Linked DNA regions of Homo sapiens: region 1 is linked to region 2. A link is a contact called in ENCODE Hi-C or POLR2A ChIA-PET data. All regions are on one chromosome and are shown on one strand. The core of a region is the stretch at or near the end of the contact, and the rest is flanking DNA. Distances in the headings are between cores, read along the strand shown.

Region 1 (4,510 bases), core at 182-2,681, 220 kb before region 2:
TCTCCTACCTCCCACTTTCATCATGGCCTGGAGCTCCAGGTTTGAAGGAGGATTCTTAGCCGCCTCTGAATGTTGCTGCCACAGCACAGCCCACCCCAGCCTTTGGCCCACGCCACAGCTCCACCTCCCTTTCTCTTCCCCACCCTGCTCTGTATCACACGTGCATGTGGGTGGGTGACCTGCCCAAAGGTTTGAGCTCTCTCTACCTGCTCCCGTCTCTGCTATCAGGACTCTTGCCAGCGCTTCACCCAGTCTCAGGCTGCATAGGGCAGCGGTGCTGTGTGCCCACATGGGGAGGAGGCCATTTGGGCCCCAGAAGTGGAGAGTCTCGGGATCTGGGGCACGCAGAGTGTGGTGGAGAAGCAGGGTGCACGGGCTCCATGTTGGTATGTTCCTGTGGACTCTGTACCCTGCAGGGAGGGGTGCGGCTGTAGGTGAGCTAGAGCCCGACCCTCTCAACTCTGGGTCAGGGTGGCTGGTCCCCACTGCTGTGTGGACATGCAAGTGAGGGAGTCTCTGGGTCAGCTGGAATCATGAAGACGAGAGTTCAGGGAGGGTGGGAGTGGTGGAGCCTCAGCAGAGAAGTTGACGGTCATTGATGTTGAGGAAGTAGATTGTGTGGAGGGAGGAGAATGGCATGGTGTTTGCGCTCCCCACCAGCCTCACTTACACTTGTGGACACTGCGGCCGGTGTCCTGAGGACGTGTGTTGGGAATTCAGCCACGGGGAATGGAGGTCCCTTGGTTCATATAGTCACAGGCTCTGTATTCTAACCCCAGCTTTGTAATTTTCCAGCTGTGCAACCCTGGGCAGTGGCTTAGCATCTCTGAGCTTGCCTCCAGATCCGGATCTGTATGATGGGGTTATTAATGCTTCATAAAGTAGGTGTGAGGAGGGATTGAGGTACTATTGGGAGAAACTTTGTAACTAAAAGGCAATTGTATCATTTGCATTATTACCAGTGACATGAGACATAGTCACACAAAAATTGAAATGTCATTTGTTTTAAAACCAGAAATTGCCCAACTTAGGGCCCTCCTGTCTCTCACTGGGTGCCCTGCAGGGGACCAAGAGCCAGAGCAAGACTGAGAACCTGGGGCAGAAGCGCAGGGAGGAAGGAGGTGGGGCCTGCTTACCAACCAGGCCTCGGCCCCTTCCCCTTTCAATCCCAGGCCCCTGCATGGCAGGGAGAGGCCAGTTCCACCATGGCAGGTTCTTTCTAGGCTGGTGTGCAGGGTGGGGGCCTCCAAGGAGCAGGGGCATGGGGAAAGGGGCTGCAGGCGCTGGGCCTAGGAAGAGAGGCTCTTATCTTGTGGGCAGGAAGTGTGAGGTGTTGAGCAGCTAGGGAACCCTGGGGAGGCGGCGGGGAGCAGGAGGGGTGTGTGTTGTGGTGAGGAGGAGCGGAAGTCGGAAGCTCCAGCCGTCACAGCCACATTCACTGGGCAAGCCGACTGTGAGCCAGGAAGTGCTCTTGGGGAGCCCAGGCCAAGCCATCCATTCTTGGGTCCTTTGGAGGTGAGCTAAGTGGGTCTGCCTAGGTTGGGGCTGGTGGAACCTGTGGGAGCAGGGAATGTGGAGAGTCACATGTGGGTCCTTGTGGCAGGGGCTGGGGCAGGTGGGCAGGGGAGAGGCGAGGGCTCTGGCAGTGCCGTGTGCACCTGCCATGAGCCTGGGCTAGGCTAGGCCCCTCCTTCCCCCTTCCTGCTCTGTGTCCCGTCCCCCTCCTCCCTCAGCCTACCCCTCCTCATCTGACCCTTCTCTGATTCCCTGCCCTGGCCCCACGGACCTCTGTTGTTTCCCTTCCCTGGCTCCCCGCAGAGCCTCTGGAGGTCTGCAATAGTGAAGGGTGAAGGAAGCTCCTTGCTAATCCTCTTGTGAGTGTCACTGCGTCCCCAGTGACTGCTCTGGCTGAGTACCCAGTGGGGGCTTTTGTGGCCAAAGGTCCCAAGTGATTCTCGACCCTAGACTCTGGAGAGAGGGAGTCTGGAAGGCCTGGGTTTGGGGTGGGGGTGGCTCTGGGTGTGGTTGCTGCAGGAGCTCAGAGTCAACTTGGCCATCAGGGGGCTCCCAGCTTCATCTTGCCTTCCAGGACCATCCTGGAGAAGCTCGAGGAGAGGTAAGGGGACCCTCCTTACTGGTTTAGCTCTGGCTTAGGCCTGTTGTCCTGATGGGCAACAGGAACCACTGAACTCTCAAAGTGTGCCTGTGTAGGAAACTAAGGCCCACTGTAGTCATTATTGTTATAGTGAAGGTAGCTGCATGGAGGGAAAGTCCCCTGACACTGCCATTCCCCCCTTATTCCAGGGCCTAAAATTCCACAGTTGAAGTCACTCCTCTGCTAGAATGCAGGGAAGGGTGGCCTGTCATTAGCTGATGATAAATACTCCTCCGTTCATTGGACCTTGGACCAGCTTTAAAAAGTGGTCCCCAAGCAGGCCTGTCTCCCAGCTGCCTAGGACTCTAGAGCATCCCGTGGCCCCCTCCTCCTACAGACAAGGAACCGCCTAGCATGGGGATCAGAACACAGGCTGCTGAGCTCTTTGTTGGGGAAGGGGGAGAGACCCACAGAAGGGGTGAGGGATGTGGGGTGAGAGGACCCAGGGAGGAGAGGCCCAGCCTGGCCCCAGCCCCCTAGGGGTCTTTGTCCTCCCCAGGCAGCAGCTGTACTGGGTCCCCTTTGTCATTCTGTCCCTACCCCCGTGATCTCTCCCCTGGATACTCTCTGCCTACCTCAGACCGCCATCCTCTGCTCCCTTCCTGAGCCTCTGCTGGCCTCACCACAGGCCTTCAGTAGCACTGTCTTCTCTCTCTCTCTCTCTCTCTGTGTGTGTGTGTGTGCGTGCAAATTTGCATGATGGCTCTTTCTGTGTGGGCAGGATGTGGGGCCTTCTCGAGTCATTTCTCTCACGGTGCTTCAGACCCCAGGTTCAGACAGAGGCCTCTGTCCTGCAGCTCCAGGCCAGGGAGTTCCACTCATGGTTCCTGCCTGCAGCAACATCTGTAATTCGGCAGCTTCTCGGGCTGCAGAGGGACAGGACAGGTCACCTCCTAAGTCCTTGGACCGGCCAGAAGCCTTCATACCTTTTCCATAGGAGGGAAAACATTTCCAGGGTAAAAGGAGGGAGCGTTTGCTTGCTGAGTCTGGAAGCTCAAAAAGGGAAACAGAGACAGGCACCCTCCGGATGAAGGTTCAGGGCTGACTCCTTGAGGAGGCTGAGAGCTGAGCCTGACCAGGAGGGCTATTTGTTTGTTTTTGTTAATTTTGGCTTCTCTAAATGGACAGCAAAACAACAAAATTAAACTGAGCAGGACACGGTATTTCCTGAGCACCCACCAAGGGCCAGGCCCAGCACTCAGACCCATTCCAACTTTACAACAAACCTGTGAAGTATAGCTTTATTGGGTCTTGGTTCCTTATTTTACAGAAAAGGAACCAGGTGGAGTTTTTCACCCAGAGCCACATGGCTTGTCAGCTGTAGAGTTAGGATGGGATTCTGCTCTGCATTCTTCACTATGACCCTGAAGTGGGCAAAGGAGGGTGGTCAGTGCAGGGCACCCAAGGCCATCACCTTCCTACTCAGGGCAGGCTCATACCCCAGCCTCTGTGCCCGGTCTCCCCGTTCTTCAGCCAGGGTACAAGGCTGCAATGCCAGGCTGAGGGTGAAAAACAAACTCACTGTTAGAAAGCACCGTCCGGGTGCCAGGTGTCAGCTGGGTTCCTTCCTGCCCCCTTGGGTCAAAAAGAAATTGCCTTGAAGCCGGGGGTGGGGCAGGTGGGAGGGACTCTGCCTTCTAGTCCCTCAGCCATTGCTTTCTGTGTGTTTCACCTCCCACAAGAGGGACATAAGGCTTAGCCCTTGCAGTATTCTCCATGAGAAACATACACCCCCTCCCCACCGTGGTGAAGATTCTCTGAAATGTAGTCAGCTGTGCTCAAGAAGAGTGGCTGGTTGGCAGCAGAGTGGAGCAGTGCTCTCTCTTCCCCACCTCGGCTCCCTCCCCTCTGAACCCTCCTTAAACTTTCAGAGCCACCTCAGAGCTCAGAAAAACTGAAGGGCCACTTTAATGTAGAGGTAACAGAACTCAACTGATGTGACAGGTGGCGATTCCTTTGCTGCGAATTCCTTTCCTTCTGCTTTCGTTCTGGTTGGGATAACAGACAGGAGATTTCAAGAGAGATTTTGCTAAACACCAGGGGTGGAAAAACACAAGTAAACCAAGAAAATTTTAGATGCGTAAGACCTGGGCTCTGCTGCCCAGTTTCTGGCCTGCCTCTGCCTAGAGGGTGCCATCCTACCTCAGGGATCAAAGGCTAGTTCCATCCTCCACCCTTCTGAGATCAGACCGCCCTCACCTGGGTGACCGGTAGGACTGCCTTTTTGGCCTTAGGAGGTGACTTCACCTTTTAGGTCATCCTACCTTTCCATTCAGGCAAGAGCAATTAAAAAACAGAAGGAAGACATCTTTTAAACACACAGTTACACAGTGCCCCCTGCACAAATGGAGAGCA
Region 2 (4,872 bases), core at 1,393-3,892:
AAATTTGTTTTTTTCACAGTTCTGGAGGCTGGGAAGTCCAAAATCCAGGGGCCATTAGGTTCATTGTCAGGTAAGTGTCTGGTCTCTGTTTCCAAGATGTCGCCTTGAAGGCTGCTTCTTCCAGAGAGGAGGAGTGCTGTGTCCTCACAAGGCAGGAGACCGAAGGGCAAAAGGATTCTAACTTCCTCCGTCATGCCTTTTTCTAAGCAAATCTAATCCTATTCATGACAGCAGAGCCCTCATAGCCTAATCACCTCCAAAAGGCCCCACCTCTTAATACTATCATATTTGTAATATTTGATTCCTGGAGGGGATGCATTCAAACCATAGCAGATGCTCATGAAACTGGAAACAGTGGCTAATGCCGAGAAAGAAGCTGAGGATCTGGGAAGTCTTACTTGTGGATTTTACGTTATATGTTCCATTCCCACATGTAAATAAATGAGTTAATTGAAATGGAAGAAAATAAAGAAAGATGGAGAATTGCGACATGGAACAATGGACAGCAGTCATAACATAATGGGTGAAAACAAAGCTCAAGTACATGAGGATGATTATATCTTTAATGGTATCTTGAAGCTCTCAGAGATCATCAAGTCTTGACTTCTATGTTAAAAAAGAAAGAAAACTGATGACCCATATTTCAACTGAGGCATGTGACATTTCTGCTCTACTCAGCACTCCTCACTTATCTAACAAAAATTCATTACGGCTTCTTATGTTCCAGGCACCGGGCTAGGTGTTTAAGGAAAACAGAGGGAGGAAATAAAAATGTTTATAAAACGGCTTTTGTCCTCAACAGCTCACAGGGCAGACAGACCCTGACAGAATAGAGACCTCATGAAGAGTGGAGATGGGAAGGGCATTCTCTCCACACGCATCCCTGTCCCACCTCGGAGATTTCCTCCTCAGAACGCTCCCTCTTACTGCTTTCCTGTCTCACTCTTTCAAGCTCTCGGTTTAGAAGGTGTTTCCTTAGAGCACCCTTGCTGACCTCTCAAGTCTGGTGAAAGGCCCTTCTCACTGGTGCCTGGATGCCCTGTGTACTCCTGTCATGCACACAACATAGCATAGTAAAATGCCTGGCGTGTGTGTTTGTCTTTTCAATACTCTGAGCTCTGCTCATTGGCAAATCTCAGGACATAGCACAAGCTGTGGCCCCTAAATGTTAACTGAATGAACGAACGGAATCACTGGTGTCTCTTTAGCTTGAAGAATAGAAAGCCCTTGTAGGACAAAGAAGATTGGGAGAAATGTGAAGTCTGGTGTGGACTCTGTCAGAAGGCAGAACTGAACCAATGGATGGACTTAGAGAGACTTCGGTTTCACATCAGGAATGATATCATAGTCAGAACTCACGACACACATAATAGGTTAGATGAGGGAGGAGGGAGTCCTTCATTGCAGGAGTTTTTAAGGTGAATACAAGAAATGGGAGGCATTCGGCCTGGCGCAGTGGCTCACGCCTGTTAATCCCAGCACTTTGGGAGGCCAAGGCGGGTGGATCACAAGGTCAGGAGTCGAGACCAGCCTGGTCAAGATGGTGAAACCCCATCTCCACTAAAATACAAAAATTAGCCGGGTGCGGTGACGGGCACCTGTAATCCCAGCTACTTGGGAGGCTGAGGCAGAAGAATCACTTGAACCCGGGAGGCAGAGGTTGCAGCAAGCCAAGTTTGAGCTACTGCACTCTAGCCTGGGTGACAGAGCAAGACTCCATCTAAAAAAAAAAAAAGAAATGGGAGGCACTGAGTTTCTGGCTCAGTTTGCTGATGCCAGAAACACAGAGATGACTGGTAAGTAAAATCCACTAGAAAGTGCATGACAGGTTTCTTTTTCCTTATATTTTTCTTTTTTAAATACAAAAGTAATACCAGTCCACTGAAAATTTGAAAAGTATATGGCATTAAAAAGAGAAAAATAACATCTGATAATCCAACAAGATAAACTCTCTAAAATTTCTTTTCTCTTTTTAAATGAATATGTTAAGCTTGAAATATAATTTTAAATTTATCTTGATGTTTTACTCAACAATGTAGAAGCATCTTTTATGTCATTATTTTAAGTCACAACCACTTTTAGTGATGATGATTAAAAGAACCATTTGCTTTTTCCTTACTGTCCCGTTTTTAGATTTTTGGCTAGTGTCTAATTTTTCCCTGTTATAAATAATGCTGAGATGAACAGAACATGTAGAGTTCTAATAATTTGCAAGTGAATAGCATATGAAAAACATGAGCAAAAATTTTGCAGTCATAATGACTCAACACAAGTTTTAAATAAATTACTTTCGTTTTGAGCATTCATTCTTAAATATGTTATAGGAAGTAAGTAAGAAGCATTCCTTACTCCTTATTTTGTTTATAAATTAGTGATGAATTGGAAAGGGTAGCTTGCCCCTGGAATTCTCTGATAAGCACAGGTGATGAGGAAAATGGAGAAATCCAAGAATTCCTTTGTCTTTCCTTAAAAGTAGTCAGCTTTAAGTGCAGGGCAGGCGTGCCCTCTAGCGGCCAAATAAAAAATAAAGAAATACAGGAAACCTTCAGCCACGTAACAATCGCACGTCCCCATCTAGTGGCTAACCTGTGTAAATGCAGTTTTTCTAATCACAATAGCGAATGTTACTTGATTTACATTTGTCTCATGAGGTGAAGAACTGGGAGGAATCTTTGAGATCACGTATTTCAACTTCCTCATTTGCAAAGGAAATAAAACAAGGTTTAGAATAGGAAAGTGACTTGCTCAAGTCCACAAAGACGTTACAAACTGAGCTTAGAATAGAACTCTGGTTTCCTGATGCCCTGATTAATGTTTCCTGCTGGCTCAGCCCTAATCCAGACGCTGCAACTATGTCTCTATTTTCCCCTCATCACACTCTTTGGACCTAGCGAGTGTGCATGTGTGTGTTTGTATGGAACTAGGAGGGTGGGCATTACAAGTCCTTCCTTGCGGCCAGGCGCTGTGGCCCAAGTCTATAATCCCAGCACTTTGGGAGGCCAAGGCGGGCGGATCACGAGGTCATGAGAGCGAGATCATCCAGGCCAACATGGTGAAACCCCGTCTCTACTAAAAATACAAAAATTAGCTGGGTGTGGTAGCACGCACCCGTAGTCCCAGCTACTCGGGAGGCTGAGGCAGGAGAATCGCTTGAACCCGGGAGGCGAGGTTGCAGTGAGCTGAGATCACTGCCACTGCACTCCAGCTTGGGCGACAGAGTGAGACTCCATCTCAAAAAAAAAAAAAAAAGTCCTTCCTTGCTAACAATATGAGCCTCATAGAAATAATTTGCTACCCTCAAATGTGCACCACGCAATTTCCCTAGCTACACCCTGTCTCCAACGTGCCCTTGTTCTGGGGCTGCCACACTCATAACCTGTTGCTGCAGACTTGCACAGTCTTTCCCATGGAGAATGAGCCCAGCATCACCTCAGCAGGGCTGCTGCTACTTTGTTTTTACTGGGACTGCAGAAGTGCTTCTCAGAGTCAGGATTTCTCAAAATTAGGTATGCATTTATTTCTCATACCTCTAGATACTGAAAATTTCATCGTGTAACTTCTTTTTTTAAAATTTATTATTATTATACTTTAAGTTTTAGGGTACTTGTGCACAATGTGCAGGTTAGTTACATATGTATACATGTGCCATGCTGGCGCGCTGCACCCACTAACTCGTCATCTAGCATTAGGTATATCTCCCAATGCTATCCCTCCCCCCTCCCCCCACCCCACAACAGTCCCCAGAGTGTGATGTTCCCCTTCCTGTGTCCATGTGTTCTCATTGTTCAATTCCCACCTATGAGTGAGAATATGCGGTGTTTGGTTTTTTGTCCTTGCGATAGTTTACTGAGAATGATGGTTTCCAGCTTCATCCATGTCCCTACAAAGGACATGAACTCATCATTTTTTATGGCTGCATAGTATTCCATGGTGTATATGTGCCACATTTTCTTAATCCAGTCTATCATTGTTGGACATTTGGGTTGGTTCCAAGTCTTTGCTATTGTGAATAATGCCGCAATAAACATACGTGTGCATGTGTCTTTATAGCAGCATGATTTATAGTCCTTTGGGTATATACCCAGTAATGGGATGGCTGGGTCAAATGGTATTTCTAGTTCTAGATCCCTGAGGAATCACCACACTGACTTCCACAATGGTTGAACTAGTTTACAGTCCCACCAACAGTGTAAAACTGTTCCTATTTCTCCACATCCTCTCCAGCACCTGTTGTTTCCTGACTTTTTGATGATTGCCATTCTAACTGGTGTGAGATGGTATCTCATTGTGGTTTTGATTTGCATTTCTCTGATGGCCAGTGATGGTGAGCATTTTTCATGTGTTTTTTTGACTGCATAAATGTCTTCTTTTGAGAAGTGTCTGTTCATGTCCTTCGCCCACTTTTTGATGGGGTTGTTTGTTTTTTTCTTGTAAATTTGTTTGAGTTCATCGTAGATTCTGGATATTAGCCCTTTGTCAGATGAGTAGGTTGTGAAAATTTTCTCCCGTTTTGTAGGTTGCCTGTTCAATCTGATGGTAGTTTCTTTTGCTGTGCAGAAGCTCTTTAGTTTAATTAGATCCCATTTGTCAATTTTGGCTTTTGTTGCCATTGCTTTTGGTGTTTTAGACATGAAGTCCTTGCCCATGCCTATGTCCTGAATGGTAATGCCTAGGTTTTCTTCTAGGGTTTTTATGGTTTTAGGTCTAACGTTTAAGTCTTTAATCCATCTTGAATTAATTTTTGTATAAGATGTAAGGAAGGGATCCAGTTTCAGCTTTCTACATATGGCTAGCCAGTTTTCCCAGCACCATTTGTTAAATAGGGAATCCTTTCCCCATTGCTTGTTTTTCTCAGGTTTGTCAAAGATCAGA

Evidence for each region. A loop is a pair of places that touch in the nucleus more often than their neighbours do. ChIA-PET counts read pairs that join two places held with the same protein, here RNA polymerase II (POLR2A). Pooled maps may share reads with other maps.
Region 1: a pooled map shows a loop between it and region 2 (5-fold over the local background). The contact joins the promoter of PSD4 here to the enhancer-like site in region 2. A Hi-C loop is called at or near these places in 6 of 50 pooled maps. POLR2A ChIA-PET finds 5 or more read pairs at or near these places in 5 of 52 experiments (AG04450, CD4-positive, alpha-beta T cell, H1 and 2 more).

The regions. Positions count from the first base shown.
Region 1 is chr2:113,172,540-113,177,049 of GRCh38, forward strand. It overlaps PSD4 (pleckstrin and Sec7 domain containing 4), which reads left to right and starts at 1,432. Exons shown (of 17, transcript NM_012455.3): 1 at 1,432-1,515. It overlaps LOC124907872 (a long non-coding RNA gene), which reads right to left and starts at 3,229. Exons shown (of 2, transcript XR_007087197.1): 1 at 2,731-3,229. RefSeq lists enhancers at 1-274, 275-775, 1,005-1,074, 1,125-1,294, 1,915-2,004.
Region 2 is chr2:113,387,934-113,392,805 of GRCh38, forward strand. All of the region lies in intron 2 of LINC02966 (long intergenic non-protein coding RNA 2966), which reads left to right. Among named protein-coding and RNA genes, the nearest start is that of ZNG1B, 47 kb to the right of the region's middle. Within about 2 kb of position 2,643, at least 3 of the 41 ENCODE cell types and tissues checked have a DNase peak (open chromatin) inside an H3K27ac peak, as active enhancers do.